3 separate regions of the Mus musculus genome follow, and regions 1 and 3 are each linked to region 2. The links are chromatin contacts, found by Hi-C or POLR2A ChIA-PET in ENCODE. All regions are on one chromosome and are shown on one strand. The core of a region is the stretch at or near the end of the contact, and the rest is flanking DNA. Distances in the headings are between cores, read along the strand shown. Region 1 overlaps Pde8b (phosphodiesterase 8B). Region 2 holds the start of Zbed3 (zinc finger, BED type containing 3). Region 3 holds the start of F2rl1 (coagulation factor II (thrombin) receptor-like 1).

Region 1 (2,700 bases), core at 129-2,628, 150 kb after region 2:
ATGATACAGGTGCTCTTAGTAAATGGCCATCTGTGACAGCAGGAGTCTGTACTTTGTGGCTCTCAGAGCCACTGTTGGTGGCTGGGGAGGCCATTTAACCACAGTGATAAGGGGATGGCCTGTGGGGTCAGGTGCCCAGGTCTTCAATCCCAGGCTTTTGGCAGCTGTGTGACCCTGGGGAGCTCTTAGCTTTTCTGTGCCTTGGAATCTTCATGTATAACCAAGGATGGTGGAGCCTTCCTGACAGGATGCTATCTAAGCACACTGCCTCTAAGAAATGGTCCCTCGAAAGAGGACTCACTGGGGTCATCTGACTCCTCCCACCCCCACCCCTGAGGCTGCTTTTAGTGTTCATTTTTTTGTCTTTGATTTCTGCCAATTCATAGCAATGTGTGTAAGTGTGGACTTCTTCTATTTGTGCTGCTTAGGATTGGGTCTTCTCCTGAATCCACAAAATTGATGTCTTCTATCGTATCTGAATTATTCTCAGCCAAGACCTTCTCACAAGATATTTCTGCCCCATATTGCCAGTGTTTCCTCAACCCCAGTGTCTTAGTTAGGGTTTTACTGCTGTGAACAGACACCATGACCATGGCAACTCTTATAAGGACAACATTTAATTGGGGCTGGCTTACAGGTTTAGAGGTTCAGTCCATTATCATCAAGGCAGGAGCATGGCAGCATCCAGGCAGGAATGGTGCAGGAGGAGCTGAGAGTTCTCCATCTTCATCTGAAGGCTGCTAGCAGAATACTGGATTCCAGGCAGCTGGGAGCAGGGTCTTAAAGCTCACACCCACAGTGACACACCCACTCCAACAAGGCCACACTTATTCCAACAAGACCACCCCATCTAATAGTGCCACTCCCTGGGCTGAGCATATACAAAACACCACACCCAGGTACATTCACGTCAGACTCTCTTTTGACTCCACCAAGGTTTTTCCACTCTTCAATATCTATGACATATAGTTCTAATTTAAAACAAAACAAAACAAAACAAAACAACAGAGGTTTTTTTTGTGTGTGTCACCCAAGCTGGCCTCAAACTCTTGGTTCTTTTGCCTCAGCCTCCGAAGTGCTAAGATTCCAAACAGGTGTGCACCATCGTGTCCGTTCATTCTCCAGGTCGCCCGCAGCTTACTCGTTCTCTGTTCAGCCATAGTTTACCAGCTGTTCAATATTTTCACTGATTATTCATTTTAAATACTATTTTTTTTTAAGATCTAAAAATTTTTGGTTGGATGTTTTCGGGTCTGCTCAAAGCTTTTTCTTAGGTTCCAATTTCCCTCTGGAGTTTTGGGCTTTGGATGTGGGAGGCAGAGTTGTGCTGCAGCCTCTGGCTGTGCAGTGTTGGAGTGCAGCCTCCGTGGTTCCTGCCTACCGATGTTCCACATTCCCATGCCTGGCTGTCCTTCACAGAGGCGGCCTCTTGCTTCTTGCCAAGGTGCCTGGCCTTGTTATGGTCAAGGCCTGAATTCAGTTCCCTGTGTGCTGAGCTGCTGGAAGCAGGCTTATCTTAGGCACCCTCTTTCTTTGAGTTACAGTGGAGATGAATTTTCCACCCACCCCTGGCATCCCCGGTACCTCAGTACCGGTTCCCTTTGATAGATAAGTTCAGCTTCAAAGCTTTTCTTCACAATTAGCAAATAACTTCTGGTTGCTTAGCATGCACACCCAGTTCAGAGCATTCAGAACTTCGCCTTGTCATTTCTCTCTGTATTTTTACCTACAGAACTCTTAGCAGGTCGCCTGAAAATTGCTTGTCATATGAAAGGTAAAGCCAGGGTGTTTCAGGGTAGCCTGTTAGGTTCCTGCCTGCTCCAGAGGGTGGCCCTGCAGCCATTCAGAGACTCAAAGTCAGAGTTGAACTTAGAGACTTAGGAAAAAAATAGAGGGTGTTAAGTTGAGGGATGGTGAGGTGGGGTGGCTGGAGGAGCGGAAAGAGGGGATAAGGGGCGAGGAGGATCAAAATACACTGTATACTATATACATATGTGAAATAATGGATAAATTAAAAAAAGTATATCTCGATCACTATTCTTGGGCAAGTCAGCTTGTGTATCAGATGACGACAGTCTTCCATTGTGACAATAATGGATACCTTATTGATTTCTTATTGTTGTTTTTCTTCAGGAAGATGCTATTGTGATGTAATTTTCTGCTATTTCTCTCTCTTTTTTGTCTGTATTATTTTCTTTCTAGGTGTGTGGTGGGTTTTTTGTTTGTTTGTTGGGGGTTTTGGTTTTGGTGGTGGTAGTGGGGGGGGATTGAAATAAGCTCAGTTATGCTAGGCTGGCTTCAAAATTGCTGTGTAACCAAGGATGATGTTAAACTTCAGGCCCTCCTGCTCCTGTCTCCCATGTACTACTCCCCCCATTTAAAAAAATGGCACTGAGAGTTAAATCCATGGCTTCATGTGTGCCTGACAAGCTCCCACCGCACAGAGGCAGCTCTGCCATCCCCTGCTTTGAGAAAGTAGGAAGGAGTTGGGGTATAGTCAATCCTTAGACGGGTCTAGATAGAACTGGTCACTCCTCCTCTACGTAGCGACTGACCATGAACAGTGAGTTCTGGAATGGCCACTCATGGGCACTCTGGAAGGAGAGAGTGCTCCTGCTCCACGTTCTCCACCAGGTTTTCTGCTACCATCTCAGAAACAGTCTGAGCAGGCCTTCTCCAGTTCACGGAGGTCTCTTTTTT
Region 2 (2,700 bases), core at 96-2,595:
AGCCCTTGGGAGGCAGAGGCAGGTAGTCTCTGTAAGATCCAGGTCAGCCTGGTCTACACAGGCAAGTTTCAGGTCACCCAAGGAAACAGACCCCGTCTTAAAAAAAAAAATAAAATAAAAAATTCAGAACACCACTAATTATCTCAACTCACGAAACTATTCAACAGCTGTTCTAAACACCTTTGGAGCTCAGCAATGGCAGGTACTTTTTTTCCAATGAAGGAAAATCCTATTCTTTTTAGTAAAGCTTTAAGCCGGCCACAGAAGGCTTGCACAACCAAAGGCTCCAGTGAGCCAGGCCCGGATCAGGAAACTCTTTTGTGTCCAGTGGAGGAGGAGATTCTGGTTTACTCTGGTTTACACCGGTTTTCTTACAGCCCCCCCCCCCCCCTCCACACACACACACAGGTGGGAAACATTAACCAAGTCGCAATTAGCGCATGAGGCTCAAAGTCACTCTCCACCGAGGCAACTTTACGGGGACAGTTCCCCCTCTTCCCCACCCCCCACCCCCCGGAGCTGGTTAACCAAAGAGAGCGGAGACGCTCCAGAAGGTTCCGGAAGCCCGCAGGCTGGGCCCCTCCGCCAAGCCTGGGGTGGTAGGCATCCCCTGCAGACCCCGCGGCTGCGACCCTGGATCCCACGGCCTAGGGGCTCCCGAAGTCCCCGAGGTCCTGCGTGGCGTCCCCCGCACCCCTCCACCCCGCGGTTTCTCCGATCCCGGACGTCCCCGCGGGCCCCTGAGATCACTGCAGCCCCTGGTGTCCCTGCGGTCGCTCCCGCCAAGCCAAGCCACGCCACCGAGCCCCAGCCAGCCACGCTCACCCGGACGCCGCGATGGTCGCCCCTCGCCTCCGGGCTCCTCGCAGACATTTTGTCCTGGACGGAAAAGGCCGATTCCCCCTTAAAGACACAGCGCTCAATTTGCGCGTCTCGGGGCGTCCATGGGGGGCGGTGACGCGTGGTCTGGACGCCGGGGCGCCGCTGCTAAACCATCCGGTCCGGGAGGAGTTTAGAGTAACGGATGGAGAACTAGTTTAACGAATTGAAATCTGTCGGAGGTTTTTAAACGGTGCAATAATAGCGCAGGGATGCTGAAAGCGTTTTAACCGTGGCTCTGCACGTTTGCGCGTTAACCTTCCAAGCCCTTGGATTCAGCGGGTCCAGATCCTCAGCTGGGCGCACTGCTCGCTCGCATTCTTACAGATTAAGGCCTCTGATATGGCACTAGTCAGAAGTCCTTGCAATCAAGGTCTTAGGAGGAAAAGGTGTCCACCCAAACCACCAGCACAGGGAACTACCTTTGTCTTCATTATATTCAGTTAACAGCGTCTGCGTGATTTACAGTTACATCAGCCGCTAGCGGCTGCGTTCTAAGGCGGGTTTCTGCATTCCACGCTCCAGGTGGAAAGAGAAACCTTTTTCAAGACCAGCCCGCTGAGGTGCGGGCGAGAGCCTTGGGGCTTTGCAGGCTGACGGGCAATCCTGTTGTGTAGCGTTTTGCTGTTCCAGCCGTTCAAATATTCCCACCATACAGATTTTTAATCTATAAATAGTCGCAAGGAAGTGACTTGCCAAATTCAAGAACGCACCAGTTAGCTCTTAACGCACAGCTGGCACGTTCTGCCCTTCATTCATAAAAACAAAACAAAAGTCACTAATTTGTTGCTTTTTAATTTAGTGTTTTTGCGTGGTGGTGGTGGTGGTGGGTGTCTGTGCATGCATGGGTGCAGTGTCAGTGGAATCCAGAAGAGGGCGATGGATCGGCGGTAACCGACTCCCCGCCCCCCCACCCCAATCATCTCTTCAGCCCACATACTGCTCTGCTCACATTCTATTAGTCAAAGTAAGTCACATGAACAATGGGCACGAAGCCTTGCTAGAAGACAATAAGCAAAAAGATATAAATGTAAAAAAAACAAAAAAAAACAAAAAACCAAAAAACCAAGAAATTCTTTTGTAGGTAATACAATCCATGTTAACTGCTTTGGTTCAAGTGGCGCTGGGGAGGAGCACCTTGCTCATGCAGAGCACGTGTTTTGCAGTGGAAATATTATAACCCTCCTCACTTAAACACACACACACCTGATAGACCTATTTGTTGACTTTCTTCTATGCCAAGAATTTCAGAGAAAAGAAAAATCTTGTTGGGTATCACGAAAGGAATACTTTTGCAATGGCGAGATTATTAGATTCCCCTCTTTCAAGATTGACCTAAATGTTTTCATACAATATATTTTGATCATATTCTTTTGTAACCCAGCAAACCAGTAAAACAAACAAACAAATGAACGAAAACACATTTTAAAAAGTGTGTAAGGATTCTCTAGAGTAACAGAACTTACAAACCGAATTCCTCTCTTTATATAGAGAAAGGGGGAAGTTTTAGAATGACTTACAGGCTGTGGTCCAGCTAACCCAACAGTAGCTGTCTATGAATGGAAAATCCAAGAATCTAGTAGTTGTGTCTCAGCTGGTCTTCAATAGAAGCTGGAATCCTGCAGGAGTAACCGCCGCCGCTGGCGATGGACTTGCCAGTTAGGCCAGAGTACAGTGGCAAAAAGCAAAAAGCTGTCTTCTCCCGTGTCCTTATATAGGCTTCCAGCAGAAGGCGTGGCCCAGATTAGGGGTGGGGTTTTTCTGGCTCAAAAGATTAAAGGTGTGTCTTTTTACCTCAAAGATTCCTGATTAGAAGTGGAT
Region 3 (2,700 bases), core at 67-2,566, 200 kb before region 2:
CCTCTGGAGTGGAACCCCTCTGCAACATGCCAGGTGGATGTCCTCAAACCTGAGAGAAATGGCTAACTCCGGTCTCTCTTCTAACTCTGTCATCATTTCAGAGCTGTCCAGGACTGCAGCCAGCCCTTCCTACATTGAAATCCCCTCTCCGTGGAGACACCTGCTTTGGGCTCATCCGAGTCTCTTCCGTTTATGAATCCTTCCAGTATCTTCTCTGTAATTCAAACCACAGTTTTCTTGAACAACAGTAAAGTCTGACTTATTGTCCTAGTTTTAATTTATTTTTAAGATAGGGTTCTACTATGTAGCCCAAATGGTCTCCAATTCTTTATGCTCCTGCCTCTGTCTCTGTGGGGGAGATTCACTCTGGTCCTTGGACATGCTAAGCATGTGCTCTACTACCAAGCTACACACCCCAACCCATGCTTATATATTTCTTTGGAACATGGGATCACGATGCAGAAGAGACCCGAGTGGAATCAGGTATAGAGCAACAAGTTGTGGACAAATTTCAGTCATAGACTTGAGCTTGGACATTTACAAACTGTGCCAAAGAACTGTGTAACCCCAGAGGCAGCAAACATTCTAAGTTCCATCTCCTATTCTGTAAAATGGGAAGACAGATGGAGCGGGCACATACAGTGCTGAGGGCATTAGACAAGCTAACAGTACTGAACCATTGGCGGTTAGTGCTTCCCACACATCCAGGTTTGTTTAATGACACTGGATAACAGATGAGTTAATCCCAGAACTGGTGGAACAATCCTGGCACCCCAGCACTTAGGAGGTCGAGGCTGGAGAATCGTCACAAGTTTGAAGTCAGGTGGGTAGTAGGGAAAGAAAGCTTTCGCAAAAAGGCAAACCAAGACAACAATCAACAAAACAATAACCAACAAGAACCCCTTTCATATCGGTCCCGCACTGCCCATTACACCACAAAGCCTTCCACACCAATTACTGAAGACAAAGGCAACTAGCATAGACTTTCTAACATTCACAGGATGACCTCACTGGTTCTCTGAAGTAATTAAAGGTTAAAGATAGTTTTGGACATCGCCCAGGCTCTAAAACCCTGGGTCCCAACCTTCCTGTCATTTGCATTCCAATGTAGCCACCTCACCGGTCCAGCCTCACCCGCAGGCGACTCCAGCAGCCAAGTGGACGCTGGCCAGCACACGGGAGCTACGGTCAGGCTGTGCTGGGCCAGGTGGCCCGGGGTGTGGCCTGCGTAGGACGTTCGAGGGGGCGTGGTCTCCTGGGGGCGTGGTCTTCCGCAGGTGCGTCTAGGGGCTCCGGTTTCACTGAAACAGGTCCCGCCCCAGGAAGGCTCAGTGAAGCTCGTGTTAAGGGAAGGGACCCTGTGCTCAGAGTAGGGCTCCGAGTTTCGAACCACTGGTGGCGGATTGCCCGCCCGCCCCACGTCCGGGGATGCGAAGTCTCAGCCTGGCGTGGCTGCTGGGAGGTATCACCCTTCTGGCGGCCTCGGTCTCCTGCAGCCGGACCGAGAACCTTGCACCGGGTGAGCTCGAGCGGCGAAGGAACGCTCTGGGCTGGTGGGGGAATCGGGGAAGGCGGGCACACCCCCTGGACACTCTCTGTAGCTTTGATGGGGGTCCCTAACCAGGACCAATCAGCCGGGACACCTAAGTGCCACCAAAGACGCGCTAGAAACAATCCTGGTCTGGGCACTTCCAATCTCTACTCGTCGACGTGGTTCGGGGAGATAAGGAAGGAGCGCCCGCAGGACTCAGCCTCCCCTCCCTGCGGTCGTTCCTTTACAAACACTGAGTCAGTAATTGGTTTTCGCGGACCCTGCGAACTACGTCCTATAGGGTCTTACTAGACCCCCGGATTATAGCAGTTTGATGGCTCACGTATGGGTGGAGTGAGTGGGAGCCCGTGCCCTGGGAAGTTCCCACCTCGAGTTTTACACTCGCACCCACCCACTCACTGAACCCTTTCTTTGCGGGTTGAACCACAGTGTTCAAGACCCACTCGGGGCTACGGTACCTGGCATCGCAGTGGATGCGCTGGGCACGGGACTCAGGCGGTTTGAATGTCACGTGGTGGTAGAAGGGGCCCTTTCGGACCCTTACCAGGTGAAATCTCCAGCCTAGAGATTTCGAGACCTTCCCGCCGCCGGGAGCGAACACTGGCAGCCACCCAGGTCTCTCTCTGAGGCTGCCATGCCCAAGGAACCGAACTGCAGGAAAGCGGTTCGGGGCGGTGCTCCTCTGGCCCGCTGCCGGCTTGGGCGTTGCAGCTCCTGGTGAGCTCGAACTGGCCCTTCTAGAAGCCACGGAGACCTCTGTAGGCTGTAGGGTGGGGTGGGGGGGTGTTTGCTACCAGTGATAGCGCTATTGCAAAACCCGGCCTGGCGTTTCCGTTCTAAACTTGCTGTAGTCTTAAAGGCTATTTCTCACTTTTACTTTGTCGTTAAGTTGTAGAAGAGCGTCCAACCCCTCTCCGTTTGCCTGTCATTTAAAGTTAGAAATTTAAAAACTCAGGAACAAAGTGTGTGCAAACTTAAAAAAAAAGTGGTTGGAGGTGATTACTTTCGTGATTTACCTAGTATAGGAAGCATACCCTGATTAGTCGGCTTCCTCTGTTTTCAGAGTGAGGAGATTGGGAGGTAGAGGTTCCTAGCGTACGTGGTGAACTTGATTTTAACAACAACAACAAAAAAATTGGGTTACTTGT

The links. A loop is a pair of places that touch in the nucleus more often than their neighbours do. ChIA-PET counts read pairs that join two places held with the same protein, here RNA polymerase II (POLR2A).
Region 1: a map of left cerebral cortex shows a loop between it and region 2 (2.7-fold over the local background). The contact joins the enhancer-like site here to the promoter of Zbed3 in region 2. A Hi-C loop is called at or near these places in 1 of 37 maps with a recorded cell type or tissue (left cerebral cortex).
Region 3: POLR2A ChIA-PET joins it to region 2 with 15 read pairs in Patski. The contact joins the promoter of F2rl1 here to the promoter of Zbed3 in region 2. POLR2A ChIA-PET finds 5 or more read pairs at or near these places in 2 of 5 experiments (Patski and embryonic stem cell).

What each region holds. Positions count from the first base shown.
Region 1 is chr13:95,173,159-95,175,858 of GRCm38, reverse strand. All of the region lies in intron 1 of Pde8b (phosphodiesterase 8B), which reads left to right. Among named protein-coding and RNA genes, the nearest start is that of Pde8b, 49 kb to the left of the region's middle. Within about 2 kb of position 1,378, at least 1 of the 3 ENCODE cell types and tissues checked has a DNase peak (open chromatin) inside an H3K27ac peak, as active enhancers do; it is left cerebral cortex, where a contact is called at or near this core.
Region 2 is chr13:95,323,470-95,326,169 of GRCm38, reverse strand. Zbed3 (zinc finger, BED type containing 3) reads right to left here and starts at 1,345. Exons shown (of 2, transcript NM_028106.3): 1 at 826-1,345.
Region 3 is chr13:95,523,856-95,526,555 of GRCm38, reverse strand. It overlaps F2rl1 (coagulation factor II (thrombin) receptor-like 1), which reads left to right and starts at 1,316. Exons shown (of 2, transcript NM_007974.4): 1 at 1,316-1,519. The coding sequence starts at 1,429.